Regions from separate parts of the Homo sapiens genome. Here region 2 is linked to region 1. A link is an interaction called in ENCODE POLR2A ChIA-PET data of the cell type or tissue named here. Cell type or tissue: B cell. All regions are shown on one strand.

Evidence for each region. Peaks named below come from ENCODE experiments on the same cell type or tissue, not always from the same donor. Only the 100,000 strongest peaks of a DNase experiment are listed, where the experiment ranks them.
Region 2: POLR2A ChIA-PET joins it to region 1 with 6 read pairs; 16 of 35 experiments call an interaction of 5 or more read pairs at or near these places.

The regions. Positions count from the first base shown.
Region 1 is chr11:3,803,438-3,805,937 of GRCh38, forward strand. It overlaps a transcript of PGAP2 not described here. Among named protein-coding and RNA genes, the nearest start is that of PGAP2, 3.9 kb to the right of the region's middle. In B cell, no CTCF peak of the experiment used is centred here; no DNase peak of the experiment used is centred here.
Region 2 is chr11:3,864,465-3,866,964 of GRCh38, forward strand. The region is part of intron 1 of STIM1 (stromal interaction molecule 1); the gene reads left to right. Among named protein-coding and RNA genes, the nearest start is that of MIR4687, 9.7 kb to the left of the region's middle. In B cell, no CTCF peak of the experiment used is centred here; a DNase peak (open chromatin) is centred at 1,467; H3K4me3 peaks cover 1,211 bases; H3K27ac peaks cover 2,263 bases.

The DNA.
Region 1 (2,500 bases):
GTTTTTTTGAGATGGAGTCTCACTCTGTCACCCAGGCTGGAGTGCAGCGGTGCAGTCTCGGCTCACTGCAACCTCCGCCTCCTGGGTTCAAGCAATTCTCGTTCCTCAGCCTCCCAAGTAGCTGGGATTACAGGCTTCCACCACCACACCAGGCTAATTTTTATATTTTTGGTAGAGATGAGGTTTCACCATGTGGGCCAGGCTGGTCTCAAGCTCCTGACATTAAATGTTCCACCTGCCTTGGCCTCCCAAAGTGTTGGGATTATGGGCCTGAGCCACCGTGCCCAGCCAATACTTTGGCTTTTAACCAGAACATTTAGTCTAATGCATTTAACGAATTTACTGCTATATATATATATATTTTTTTTTTTGAGACACAGTCTCATTGTGTCGCCCAGGCTGGAGTGCAGTGGTGCGATCATGACTCACTGCAGCCTCTGCCTCCCAGGTTCAAGTGATTCTCGTGCCTCAGCCTTCCTAGTAGCTGGGACTTCAGGCGCGTGCCACCACGCCTGGCTAATTTTTGCATTTTTAGTAGAAAGAAGATTTTATCATGTTGGCCAGACTCGACTCAAACTCCAGACCTCAGGCGATCCGCCTGCCTCAGCCTACCAAAGTGCTGGGATTACAGGCATGAGCCACCATGCCCAGCCCATTTTTCCCACTATACTAGTTTGAAAGTTAAATTCTCTTTTCCTATTAGTATTATTTTAGTGATCTCCCTAGAAATTACCACATGCATTCTTAACTTACCAAAGTGTCATGCTCATAAATACCTTTACGGAAGGATAGAGTTTCCTGAGATGGAGGCAGGAAGAGAGAACATTCCAAGCTAGATGAACAGGGAAGCAAGCAGATGAACAGGGGAAGATTTAATTGCTATCTGAGTCAGAGTGAGGCTAGAGCAAGATGAGTGAGCTGGGGGTGGGTGGTTTAAAGCCATCCAGGAAGGATGTCTTGGTCATGAAAAAGATCTTTGAGAAGAACAAGAATAACTCCTCCTCAACCCAGGAAGGACACTGATTTTCCTGAGGCTTCCCAGGAGGCAGTGGCAGAGCTTGGTCTAAAGCTGGATGTCTTTAGCAGTCTATGTCCCTGCCTCTATACCTACCCCAGCCATGCTCACTGTGTCCCCTTTCTAGCAATTCCTCAATCTCTGCTTACCTGTCTAAATACTGCCCATTCTTCAAAACCCAGTTCCATTAAATCAACCCAACAAATATTTTCTTTTTATTTTTGTATTTTGTATTTTTATTTTTAATTTGTATTTATTTATTTTTTTGAGGTGGAGTCTCGCTCTCTCACCCAGGCTGGAGTGCAGTGGCGCAATGTTGGCTCACTGCAACCTCCGCCTCCTGGGTTCAAGCAATTCTCCTGCTTTAGCCTCCCAAGTAGCTGGGATTACAGGCGCCCGCCACCAGGCCTGGCTAATTTTTGTATTTTTAGTAGAGATGTGGTTTTGTCACGTTGGCCAGACTGGTCTCGAACTCGTGACCTCAGGTGATCTGCTCACATCAGCCTTCCAAAGTGCTGGGATTACAGGCGTGAGCCACCGCACCCGGCCCAAGAACTCTTTTTATTTCTTTTATCTTCCCTCACATAAATCAAGGTAGGCGAGGTCTTTCAAACTGATAGTGAAATAAAGAGATTTCAGAAAGGGTCGGTGACAGCCAAGGTCAGACAATACAAAAAAAGTTCAGGACGAGTTCACACTGTGGCTGACATGTCTAATCATAATGACCATCATGTACTGAGTACCTCCCACATGGCTGGCACACTGCTACATTACCTCTAATACAACAACCCTATGATGTGGATATTCTTTTTTTTTTTTTTTTTTTTGAGACTGGGTCTTGCTCTGTCACTCAGGCTGTTGTGGAGTGGTATGATCTCAGTTGACTGCAACCTCTGCCTCCAGGGTTCAAGCAATCCTCCCACCTCAGCCTCCTGAGTAGCTGGGAATACAAGTGTGTGCCACCACACCCAGCTAGTTTTCTGTATTTTTTGGTACAGATGCTGTTGCCATGTTGCCTAGGCTGGTCTTGAACTCCTGGGCTCAAGTGATCCTCCTGCCTTGGCCTCCCAAAGTGCTGGGATTACAGGTGTAAGCCACCACACCCAGTGTGGATATTCCTAAATCAATTTTACAGGCTGGGCACGGTGGCTCATGCCTGTAATCCCAGCACTTTGGGAGGCCAAGGAAGGAGGATCGCTTGAGCCTAGGAGTTCAAGACCAGCCTGGGCAAGACAGTGAGACCTTTTTTTTTTGAGACACGGTCTTGCTCTGTCTTCAGGCTGGAGTGCAGTGGCGCGATCTCGGCTCACTGCAACCTCTGCCTCCCAGGTTCAGGTGATTCTCCTGCCTCAGCCTCCCAAGTAGCTGGGACTACAGGTGCGCGCCATCACGCCTAGCTAATTTTTGTATTTTTAGTAGAGACAGGGTTTCACCATGTTGGCTAGGATTGTCTCGATCTCTTGACCTTGTGATCCGCCCACCTTG
Region 2 (2,500 bases), 61 kb after region 1:
CATGGTTGTTGGCAGGCCTTGGTTCCTTGCCATATGGGCCTCTACACTGGGCTATACTGGACATGATGATTGGTTTCCCCTAGAACAAGTGGTCCAAGAGAGCGCAAGAGAGAGTGCCTAAGATAGATACCTCCATCTTTTTATCATCTAATCTTGGAATTGATAGGCCATCACTTCTTCTATATTGTGTTTGTTAGTAAGTCCAGCCCATCCTCAAGGTGAGGGAATTACATAAGGGCATGAACACTAGGAGGGCAAGGACCGCTAGGGATCATCTTAAAGGATGCCTCTGAGATTGCCCAAGGGCCATGCTCTGGGGAACAATCACTTCTAGGTTCTGTGGCCTTTTAGTTTTTCTTTGACTTCCTTTGCTTATGACCTAGAGTCTTGTGGAGTCTTTTTATACTCCCTTTTATGTTGTGTCTCTTGGTTCATGCATTACTTCATTGCTTTGACATGACCTATCCTTTTTTCCTTCTCCCCGGACTCCTGGGCTCCAATTAGAAACTAGCTTTTTATCCTAGGCTGCAGTCCTGCCTACCAACTTTTTTTGTTTCATACCTTCTATTCTGGAGCCCATTGTACAGCCACTGACTTTGGAGCCTTTACTACTCCAACTTGGCTTCTGAGAGTTAGATTTGTAGATGGCATTGAATTGGGACTCACAATGACAGATGAAAAACTTCATTCTGACTTTTTAGGCCATTGGTGTTAGGTGCTAGGACTGAAATCCTAGTATGTGAAAGCTGGAAGGGGTTTTAGAGACCATCTCTCCCAAACTTCTTATTTACATATCAGAAGAACAAACTTACCCAAGGTTTTGGTAAGCCAGGGCTAGAATATAATTTTCTCTGATTCTCATTCATATGTTGTTCTCACTCTGTTGTGGAGCCTGTCTACCCTAATGGAGCCTGTTTGGGTTGTTAGGAGGTCTGGGACCTACACAGAGGAGAACCAGGAAGCAGTTCACAATATTATATTATGTTCACCGAAATTGGTCTGGGTACAATTAGGGATATACAAAGTCAAATGTCAAGTGCTGCTTCTTTGGACCTATCCAGCTAGAAAGCTTTTTTATTAGGCACAGAAAAAGAAGCCCAGCAATATCTGTTTCCTATGGTGCCTAATATATGCACCCTATACCACTCTCTTGACAATATCTGTTCAGAGCAATGAGGAATCTGTTTGCTGGGATGTACAGTATAGGCATCTGAAGGAGACAGGTCAGAGCCTTATGTTGTATGTCTCACCACTGAGCTGTTCAGCTGGCTCCATTATGGATTTGGGGCCTCCACAGGCAGGGTAAATGTATTAAAAACTTTGTGGGGTTACTCGTGGCCACCTGGAAAGTGCCAAGGGGAGGTTCTCTGGGCATTGAGAATTTGACAACTTTGCCTGTGTTGATACAACTTGCTAGAGCAGGCAAGACTTGAAGAGGGATGGCTGTGGTCCTGTCATGTTTATCAGAGTGGAGCAGATTTCTTTTGTGTGAGAAGTCATGCAAGAAAAATCCGGAAATGAGCCAACAGCACTTAAACTTTTGTTTTCTGCTGGGGAGCATGGAATAGAGAAGGTGCAGGTTCTAAAATTTCTGTATGGGTGGTGGTTGCTTTCCTGACACAGAGTTCCAGCCCCAGACCACTTTACTCACTTCATCTCCCTCTGTTCCCCTTGCTGCATTCTTGGCAAGCCAAGCATTTTTCTTTGTTCTGATCTGCAGAACAAACTTTTATTTATACTGCTTCACTTTTGTTTTTACTTATGTCATTTAACTTCCTTCAGAATGTCTTTATTACCTGTCCTTCTTTATTTCTACTTCCAGTCCTCTATGAAGTCTTTCCTGACACTAATTCTAGCTGTGAGATACTGCTGACCTGTGAACAAACTCTGGTAGCACTTACTATCTGCAGTGCTCTCTGTGCACTTCACACCCTGCTTACGCCACAAGAGGCAGCTTGCTATGTCTTTTTTTTTTTTTTTTGTGACAGAGTCTTGCTCTGTCCCCTGGCTGGAGTGCAGTGGCGTAATCTTGGCTCACTGCAACTTCCGCCTCCTGGGTTCCGGTGATTCTCCTGCATCAGCCTCCTGAGTAGCTGGGATTACAGGTGCGTGCCACCATGCCCAGCTAATTTTTGTATATTTAGTAGAGACGGGGTTTCACCATGTTGATCAGGCTGGTCTTGAACTCCTGACCTTGCGATCCGCCTGCCTCGGCCTCTCAAGATATGTCTTTTACAGCAAGCCAGTACCTAAGAGCACTGGGCATTGGTTTGAGTTCTTGGTGACAGTATGACAGTGTGATCCAAACTGTCAAATGACAGTTTCCTCACTTGAAAAATGGAGTTATCAGCACCATAAGAGAGGGTAAAGAAAGAAAGAAAAGAAAAGTAAAAAAGAAATTAAAACTGTGCTTTATTTATTATTATTATTATTTTTGAATATTTCCTTGTCTCTTAAGGGCAAGAGCCATGTCTGGTTTGTTGGCTGTAGTACATATCCT